Regions from separate parts of the Homo sapiens genome. Here region 2 is linked to region 1. A link is an interaction called in ENCODE POLR2A ChIA-PET data of the cell type or tissue named here. Cell type or tissue: Caco-2. All regions are shown on one strand.

What was found. ChIA-PET counts read pairs that join two places held together with the same protein. Peaks named below come from ENCODE experiments on the same cell type or tissue, not always from the same donor. Only the 100,000 strongest peaks of a DNase experiment are listed, where the experiment ranks them.
Region 2: POLR2A ChIA-PET joins it to region 1 with 7 read pairs; 4 of 35 experiments call an interaction of 5 or more read pairs at or near these places.

What each region holds. Positions count from the first base shown.
Region 1 is chr19:16,091,751-16,096,750 of GRCh38, forward strand. TPM4 (tropomyosin 4) reads left to right here. Exons shown (of 8, transcript NM_003290.3): 6 at 1,786-1,848; 7 at 1,934-2,003. Among named protein-coding and RNA genes, the nearest start is that of RAB8A, 18 kb to the right of the region's middle. RefSeq lists an enhancer at 2,229-3,102. In Caco-2, no CTCF peak of the experiment used is centred here; DNase peaks (open chromatin) are centred at 2,061, 2,743, 3,212 and 3,528.
Region 2 is chr19:15,826,547-15,831,546 of GRCh38, forward strand. LOC124900418 (collagen alpha-1(I) chain-like) reads left to right here and starts at 2,401. Exons shown (of 3, transcript XM_047439793.1): 1 at 2,401-2,792; 2 at 4,709-4,810. It overlaps UCA1 (urothelial cancer associated 1), which reads left to right and starts at 2,401. Exons shown (of 3, transcript NR_015379.3): 1 at 2,401-2,792; 2 at 4,709-4,810. RefSeq lists an enhancer at 1,645-2,844. In Caco-2, no CTCF peak of the experiment used is centred here; DNase peaks (open chromatin) are centred at 1,691, 2,345 and 3,027; H3K4me3 peaks cover 1,435 bases.

The sequences.
Region 1 (5,000 bases):
AGGCTTCAGTCATGACTTGATCACTTAATAGCCATGTGACCCTAGGCAAAATAATAACTTCACCTTTCTGTGACCCTTTCCTCCCCTATAAAATGGGATTACAGATACCAGGCTGTGATGCCATTAACTATGTCTGGCCCATGGTAAGCAGCTAATAAGTGTTAGTTATTATTGGGAGGCCGAGGCAGGCGGATCACCTGAGGTCAGGAGTTCGAGAGCAGCCTGGCTGGCCATCGTAGCGAAACCCCATCTCTGCTAAAAATAACAAAAATTAGCTGGGCATGGTGGTGGGCGCCTGTAGGCCCAGCTACTTGGGAGGCTGAGTCAGGGGAATTGCTTCAGCCTGGGAGGCAGAAGTTGCAAGTCACAGTGAGCCGAGATCGTACCACTGCACTCCAGCCTGGGTGACAGAGCAAGATTCTGTCTGAAAAAAAAAAAAAAGAAAAGAAAAGTATAATTTCTGATGGGTCATCATGGGGAGGGGAACATTCCATGCTAAGGGGTGCATTCATGGACAGGGACTGGGACTCAGGAGTCCACAGATTATGATCAGGGAGTGCCTGTCACCCTGGGGAAGGTGGTGGAGAATGGGGTTGGAAATACAGAGGGGGCCTTGAGTAACAGATTCCCAGTTATCTCCCTTTCTTCGCCATACTTTTTATCTCAAGTTCTCAGTTTAGGCCTTCTGATCAATACCATCCTACAGGACTCTCCCCAACATCCTCCACATTTCACACATATTTCTTCTGCTGGGGAAAGGTGCCTGCCTCTACTCTGCCTACTTTTTTTTTTTTTTCTTTTTGAGATGGAGTCTCACTCCATCGCCCCAGGCTGGAGTGCGGTGGCGCCATCTGGCCTCACTACAGCCTCCACCTCCTGGGTTTAAGCAATTCTCATGCCTTAGCCTCCTGAGTAGCTGAGATTACAGGCACCCACCACCACACCTGGCTAATTTTTGTATTTTTAGTAAAGACAGCGTTTCGCCATGTTGGCCAGGCTGGTCTCGAACTCCTGACCTCAAGCGATCCACCCGCCTTGGCCTCCCAGAGTACTGGGATTACAGGCGTGAGCCACCGTGCCTGGCCTGCTTACTTCTTTTTATGCTTCTTCCTCCTTTTTTTTGAGATGGGGTCCTGCCCTGTTGCCCAGGCTAGAGTGTAGTGGTCCAATCAGAGCTCTCTGCAGCCTTGAATTCCAGGGTTCAAGCCATCTTCCCTCCTCAGCGTCCCCATTAGCTGGGACTACAGGTGCTCACCACCATGACTGGCTAATTTTTAAATTCTTTGTAGAGACGGGGTCTCACTATGTGACCCAGGTTGGTCTCAAATTCCTGGGCTCAAGTAATTCTCCCACCATGGTCCCCCAAAACACTGGAATCACAGGTGAGAGCCACCACACCCAGCCCTCCTTTTCTTTCTTTCTGTTTTTTTTTTGTTTTTGTTGTTGTTGTTGTTTGTTTTTTTGAGATGGAGTCTTACTCTGTCACCCAGGCTGGAGTGCAGTGGCGTGATCTCGGCTCACTGCAACCTCCACCTCCCAGGTTCGAGTGAGTCTTCTGCCTCATCCTCCCCAGTAGCTGGGACTACAGCTGCATGCCACCAAGCCTGGCTAATTTTTGTATTTTTAGTAGAGACGGGGTTTCACCATGTTGGCCAGGCTGGTCTCGAACTCCTGACCTTGTGATCCACCAGCCTCAGGCTCCCAAAGTGCCAGGATTCCAGGCATGAGCCACCATGCCTGGCTGGGCCTCCTTTTCTTAAAGCAGTGTTTTGGTTTCTCCCACAGTATTCTGAAAAGGAGGACAAATATGAAGAAGAAATTAAACTTCTGTCTGACAAACTGAAAGAGGTGAGTGTGGTGGCACCCAGCGAGCTCTGGTTTCTCCTGGGGCTGGTCTTGAAGCCATGATAGTAACTCCTTTCTTCTTATCTAGGCTGAGACCCGTGCTGAATTTGCAGAGAGAACGGTTGCAAAACTGGAAAAGACAATTGATGACCTGGAAGGTATGAGGTTACCATCTAAATGTTTGCCTTGCCCTGCCTTCCCCTCTGGGACACATCCACGGACAGTTGGGGAATGTTTGTGGAGGGGCTGGGTTGGGCTTTGTTTGCCTTAGGAAAGTAAAGCGCATAGTGATGTCATATCTGGATGTCCTGGAACACTGGAATAGGATAATGCAAAGCATTCAGGCTTGAATGGCCCTTTTTTTTTTTTTTTTTTTTTTCTATGAGACGGAGTCTGGCTCTGTCTCCCAGGCTGGATGGAGTGCAGTGGCGCCATCTCGGCTCACTGCAACCTGCGCCTCCCGGGTTCAAGTGATTCTCCTGCCTCAGCCTCCCAGGTAGCTGGGACTACAGGCGTGTGCCGCCACACCTGGCTAATTGAATTGCCACTTTCAGGAGGTAAAATATCTCTGCTTAGTTAGTCCCATGAGCAAGTATAGAGAAAAGAGTATGGCTCTCTCTGATTAAAAAAATATTAATAATAAATTAAAAATCTCAGGCCAGGCGCAGTGGCTCAAGCCTGTAATCCTAGCACTTTGGGAGGCCGAGGCGGGCGGATCACTTGAAATCAGGAGTTTGAGACTAACCTGGCCAACATGGTGAAACCCCGTCTCTACCAAAAATAGAAAAAATTAGCCAGGCGTGGTGGTGCACGCCTGTAATCCTAGCTACTGGGGAGGCTGAGGCAGGGAGAATCCCTTGAACCTGGGAGGCGGAGGTTGCAGTAAGCCAAGATCACGCCACAGCTCTCCAGCCTGGGTGACAGAGCCAGACTCCGTCTCAAAAAAAAAAAAACTTCACAATTTCCTTCTGTTTGCTCATTTCTGATAGATGCCTTGCATTTTTTTTTTACATGCCTTGCATTTTTGCAGAAGCTCTGTCCCAGGGAGCTCAAAGCTTATCATAGTATTTAAAAAAAAAAACAGAAATACAGAAAGTGTAGGGACTGCAATAAAGACTAGTCTGCAAGTCTGGGGCCCACTTCTCCCAGAATTTTTTCAAGAGTTCCAGTGTTTAACATTCGGCCTCAGAAATTCCAGAATCTTGGGGTTCAAATGGAATCTTCCAAACTGCCCATCCCACCCAGAAAGGACACATTCTTCAGACCATATCTTCCAATGTTTTTTTGGGGAAGTGAGGTTCCCATATAAGGGAAAATGCCCCATTCCAAAATACGACCTTTGGACAGGGTGACGTCATTGGAAATCCGAAATAAACTGAGGGGTGGGGACCAGTGGGGGGAAGCTCTGTCACTTCTGGTTACCACTGTTTTGAAGCTTCATTGTGGCTAATCCCCCTGCAGAACCTCAAACCACTTAGAGATCAACTCCATAGATCTTTGGTTTTCTTCATCTGTTTCACATGGAACACAGCTTTCTCCTAGTCTGTGCTTTGTTTGCTCACGTGTTTTTTTCTTCCTCTTGTGGTTCATCTGTGGCACTCCATTCCGACCCTTGCCTTCTGTCCCCTGTACTTCTGAACTGTCTCCCTGGGGACCTCCGCCCTCTAGATGAGTTATACGCTCAGAAGCTCAAGTACAAAGCTATCAGCGAGGAACTGGACCACGCTCTCAACGACATGACCTCTCTCTGAGAGGCAGCCAGGTCGCTGCCCTCTGTCCTTCTCACATGGTGCCTCCTACGCCCCTGTGGGCTTCTAGGAGCTCCGGTGGCCTGCCTTCTGGTTTGAACGTCAGAGCCTTCTTCTGATGTGTCTGTGACTCTACAACCGAAATAAAGACGGGCAGTCCTCCTCTTCATGCCCCCTCATTCTCATTTTCTCCACTTGCTGCCTTTGAGCTGTAGCTGTGTGCCCTTAACCATAGCCTGAAACACAAAGTGGGTGGTTAGCCTCTCTCACTCACAAATGAAAAGCTTATTACAAAAAGAAAATTATGCCTACAGGATGCTTTTCTGAAGACGTGAAAACAAAAGCAAACTGGGCATGTGCTCTCAGATACCGCTGTTAGCTAACGGCATCTGCATGCCAATAATTTTTTTTTGTTTTTTTGTTTTGAGACAGGGTCTTGCTTTGTCACCCAGGCTGGAGTGCAGTGACACCATCATAGTTCACTGCAACCTCCACCTACAAGGCTCAAGCTATCCTCCCACCTCGACCTCCCAAGTAGCTGGAACTACAGGTGTGCACCACCACACAAGGCTAATTTTTGTACTTTTTTTTTTTTTTTTTGAGGCGGAGTCTCACTATGTCGCCCAGGCTGGAGTGCAGTGGTGCAATCTCGGCTCACTGCAACCTCCGCCTCCCGGGTTCAAGCAATTCTCCTGCCTCAGCCTCCCAAGTAGCTGAGATTACAGGCATACACCACCACACCTGGCTAATTTTTCTTTTGGATTTTTAGTAGAGACAGGGTTTCACCATGTTGGTCAGGCTGGTCTCAAACTCCTGACCTTGTGATCCGCCTGCCTTGGCCTCCCAAAGTGCAGGGATTACAGGCTTGAGCCATCACGCCTGGCCATTTTTGTACTTTTTGTAGAAGCGGGAGGGTTTCACTATGTTGCCCAGGCTGGTCTTGAACTGCTGGGCTCAGGCAGTCTGCCCACCTCACCCTCCCAGGGTGCTGCAATTACAGGCATGAGCCACCGCGCCCATCCCCAATGGTTTTTCCTTAAATAGAAATTGTTGTGAATGGAGGCTCATCCTTGTAAACCGCTTAGGCAGCTTAAGAGTCAACAGGGATTTGGAAAAACCAGCAAGCCTGTGTCAAAAATGAGGCTCCCCTTGAATGGGGCTTGAGCTACAGATTCAAACAGCGGCAGTGACATTTTGATCTCCATTTCCTCCTTTTCTTGTGTCTTTTCTCTGTGTTACACTGTGAGTGTGGTGACTGGGGCTTCCCGTGGCTTTACTCTTCACTGTTCATCCAGCTCCCAGTCCTGGGAGGAAGTTCACCTCCACGCCCTGCCCTTAGAAAACTGACTGTACAAGGAGTGAACGGGCCTCCATGAACAGGGAAAGTGCTGTGACGTCAGAAGACGT
Region 2 (5,000 bases), 270 kb before region 1:
TCTTGCTCTATCGCCCAGGCTGGAGGCAGTGACGTCGTGATCTCAGGTCACTCCAACCTCTGCCCGCCCTGGGATTCAAGCAATTCTCCTGCCTCAGCCTCCTGAGTAGCTGGGATTACAGGTTTCTGCCACCACGCCCAGCTAATTTTTGTATTTTTAGTAGAGACAGAGTTTTGCCATGTTACTCAGGCTGGTCTTGAACTCCTGACTTCAAGTGATCTACCCGTCTTGGCCTCCCAAAGAGCTGGGATTACAGGCGTGAGCCACCACGCCCAGCTGAGATGCTTTTTCAAGAGTCGCCTTAACATGAAGTCACTGTGTGAGGGTTTCGGCTCTCGAGTCAAGATAATTCACTTACTTTTAAAAGAAAATACTCAGCGTTTGAAGAAACCAACAAAATCCCTCAAACTCAGTGTCCATATAGATAGGCAGGGAAGACAAATTGTAAGGCGCTTGTATTTTATATAGCTCAACAAGAGAAGCACAAGTATCTATCCCTTTCAGACAACAAAGATGTGCCATTTAATTATTATTTCCATGACAATACACAGTTGAATAAATCATTATATTTGAATGCTTCTTGGTGTTGCCAAGTCCTGACCCACAGGGTTTTGTATTAATCTCTGAAGTCCAGGTACCAGGAAAGAGAAGAGTTATTCACCGTCACAAGTTCTCACTCTGGAAAGGAGAAAAATGGATGTTTTAATGAATCTTTGTAATTTACCAATTTAACTATGACACTTTATTGTGGAAATGTATTCATTTCGCTGCAGCCATAATGGAAGAGTGATTTTCCTTACTTTGCTGAGATTCTCAGCCCCAGTAGCCTTCTCAAGGCTAAGCCCTGGAATTCCATTTGAAATCACCCAAAAGAAAAGAACAAATATGAGAAATGTATCACACGCCATCTGGGTAAGACAAAATGTAAATTAAAAGCTTTATCGGATGATGGGTGGCTCATGCCTGTAATCCGAGCACTTTGGGAGGCCAGCCGGTGGATCATTTGAGGTCAGAAGTTCGAGACCAGCCTGGCAAACATGGTGAAACACCATCTCTACTAAAAATACAAAAATTAGCCAGGTGTGGTGGCAGGTGCCTGTAATCCCAGCTACTCCGGAGGCTGAGGCAGGAGAATCACTTGAACCTGGGAGGCGGAGGTTGCAGTGAGCCGAGATGGCACCACTGTACTCCAGGCTGGGCAACAGATCAAGACTCTGTCTCAAAAAAAAAAAAAATTAATGGATGAAATATAAGGCTAGACATTTCTTTTCTTTTTTCTTTTTTTTCTGAAATACACCTCTTTCTTGCCTCCTTGGATATATTCTATCTTGTCTATCAAACTCTACTAATAAAATCCATTTGATATTTAATTTTTTAAAAACTGAGGTTCAGGCTGGGTGCAGTGGCTCACACCTGTAATCCCAGCACTTTGGGAGTTTGAGGCAGGAAGATCGCTTGAGCCCGGGAGTTTGAGGTCAGCCTAGGCAATGTAGTGAGACCCTGACTCTATTATAAGTAAGTAAGTGAAAAAAAAATTTTCAAGGTGACAAACCCAGGGAGGGGTAGGGCAAACTGGAATACCGGCAAGTCTGACTCAAGTGTCAGATCAGGTCATCCTATATAACCTCAGACATGCCCCAAACCCTGTGCTGCTCACATATATACTCAGTGACCACCCTCCCAGAAGACACTGCATTGTGTGCGTTTCAGCTTTTTGCGTCACCTCAGTGAAGGTGGTTTTCCTGTCCTTAGCCATAGTTTTCTCCCTTCACTAGGCTAAGAGGATTCAAAGGACAGGGATCATTCCAGTCTTTTCCCTTCAATAGCAGCATCTGAGTGGCTGACCAGAGAGGTATTTCCAAGAAGTGAAAACTGGGCTTGGGGTGAGAAAAGCTAAATGTCCTAAGGGGTTTCCTTTTAGATGACGGAGGGAGATACCAGGGGACTCCTCCCTCCCGGGAGGTAGGGGGAGGGGGTGCACCCGGCGGCTCCCCTGAGAGGCCCCACAGGCACATCTCAGGCTGTCCTCTGGGAAGAAATGACCCAGGAGCTGATATTCATGACCCTCCAAGAGACCCGGCAGCTTGTGGGCATCTCAGATGAGCCCCAGGCAGTTCTGAAACCCAGGACCAGGAAAAGATAAGAGGGTGGGCTGAGGTCACATCACCCTGTAACGTTTCCAAAAGGGAACTGTCAGGCCTCTGAGCCGAAGCTCAGCCATTGTAACCCCTGTGACCTGCACATATATGTCCAGGTGGCCTACAGGAGCCAAGAAGTCTGGAGCAGCTGAAAAACAAGGAAGTGAAACAGCCAATTCCTGCCTTAACTAATTAACCCACCTTACGACATTCCACCATTATGACGTGTTCCTGCCCTGCCCCAACTGATCAATCGACCCTGTGACATTCTTCTGGACAATGAGTCCCATCATCTCTCCACCATGCACCTTGTGACTCCCTCCTCTGCTGACAACAGATAACCACCTTTAACTGTAACTTTCCACAGCCTACCCCAGCCCTATAAAGCTGCCCCTCTCCTATCTCCCTTCGCTGACTCTCTTTTCAGACTCAGCCCACTTGCACCCAAGTGAATTAACAGCCTTGTTGCTCACACAAAGCCTGTTTAGGTGGTCTTCTATACGGACATGCTTGACACTTGGTGCCAAAATCTGGGCCAGGGGGACTCCTTCGTGAGACCGGCCCCCTGTCCTGGCCCTCATTCCGTGAAGAGATCCACCTGCGACCTCGGGTCCTCAGACCAGCCCAAGGAACATCTCACCAATTTCAAATCGGGTAAGTGGTCTCTTCACTCTTTTCTCCAGCCTCTGTCGCTACCCTCCAATCTCCCTGTCCAGTCTTTTTCTTCTCTAGTAGAGACAAAGGAGACACATTTTATCCGTGGACCCAAAACTCTGGCGCTGGTCACAGACTCAGGAAGACAGTCTTCCCTTGGTGTCTAATCACTGCGGGGACGCCTGCCTAATTATTCACCCACATTCCACTGGTGTCTGATCACCTTGGGGATGCCTGCCTTGGTCATTCACCCACATTCCCATGGTGGCAAGTCATTTGCGGGGACGCCTGCTTTGGCTGCTCACCCCCGCCCTTCTCCGTGTCTCTACTTCTCTCTTTAAACTTACCTCCTTCACTTTGGGCAATCTTCCGCCCTCCATTCCTCCCTCTTCCCCCTTAGCCTGTGTACTTAAAAACTTCTCTTAAACTAACACCTGATATAAAACTCAAACGTCTTATTTTCTTCTGCAATACTGCTTGGCCGCAATATAAACTTGACAATGGTTCCAAGTGGCCAGAAAACGGCACTTTTGATTTCTCCATCCTACAAGACCTAGATCATTTTTGTCAAAAAATGGGCACATGGTCTGAGGTGCCTTGCGTCCAGGCATTTTTTACACTTCGCTCCCTCCCAAGCCTCTGCTCCCAATGTGACTCATCCCAAATTTTTCTTCTTTCTCTCCCGTCCGTTCCTTCAGTCTCTACCCCAACCTCAGAGTCCCCTGAATCCCCCTTTTCTGCAGACCCCTCTGACCTCTCTCCCCCTCCCCAGGCCACTCCTTGGCAGGCTGAATCAAGTCCCAATTCTTCCTCAGCCTCCGCTCCCCCATCTTATAATTCTTCTATCACCTCCCCTCCTCAAACTTGGTCAGGCTTAGTTTCATTCCATGACTAGCTCTCCCCCACCTGCCCAACAATTTCCTCATAGAGAGGTGGCTGGAGCTGAGGGCACAGTAAAGGTTCATATACCTTTTTCTCTATCAGACCTTTCCCAATCAGTCAGCGTCTGGGCTCTTTCTCATCAGACCCCACTAAATATACACAGGAATTCCAATATTTGACTCAGTCCTACACTTTAACCTGCAGTGACCTAAATGTCATCCTGACCTCTACCCTCTCCCCAGATGAGCAGGAAAGAGTTTATACCCTAGCCCAATCTCACGCTAACACCCGCCGGCATCATGAGCCAGACCTCCAAGAAGGCATCAGGGCAGTTCCCTGAGAGGATCCTTGATGGGAATACCAGACAGGCTCCCCAGGTATAGCTAGGCGAGATTACATGGTCTCTTGCCTAGCTGAAGGGCTGAAAAAGGCAGCATACAAAGCTGTTAATTATGACAAGCTTTAAGAAGCCACCCAAGGTAAAGATGAAAATCCAGCCCAGTTCATGGCCCGTTTGGTGGCTACCCTTAGAAACTTTACAGCCCTAGACCCTGAAGGGCCAGAAGGCCATCTTATTCTCAATATGCATTTTATCACTCAGTCAGCTCCTGACATTACAAAAAAAGCTTCAAAAATTGGAATCTGGCCCTCAAACCCCACAACAGGAATTAATCAATCTCGCCTTCAAGGTGTTCAACAATAGAGAAGAGGCAGCCAAGCAGCAACGTCTTTCAGAGCTGCAATTGCTTGCCTCTGCTGTAAGACAAACCCCAGCCATGCCTTCAGCACACAAAAACTTCAGAGCAACCAAACCACAGCCTCTAGGCACTCCTTTAAAACCATCTCATGGACCTTGCTTCAAGTGCCGCAAAACTGGCCACTGGGCCAAGGAATGCCTGCAGCCCGGGATTCCTCCTAAGCCTGTCCCACCTGTGCGGGACCCCACTGGAAATCGGACTGTCCAACTAATATCACAGCCCCTTCTAGGGTCCCTGGAGCTCTGGCTCAAAGCTCTCTGGCTGACTCCTTCCCAGATCTCCTCGGCTTAGTGGCTGAAGACTGATGCTGCCCGATCGCCTCAGAAGCCCCTTGGACCATCACAGATGCCGAGCTTCGGGTAACTCTTACGGTGGAGGGTAAGTCCATCCCCTTTTTAATCAATACGGGGGCTACCCACCCCACATTACCTTCTTTTCAAGGGCCTGTTTCCTTTGCCCCCGTAACTGCCGTGGGTATTGACGGCCAAGCTTCTAAACCCCTTAAAACTCCCCAACTCTGGTGCCAACTTGGACAACATTCTTTTATGCACTCCTTTTTAGTTAACCC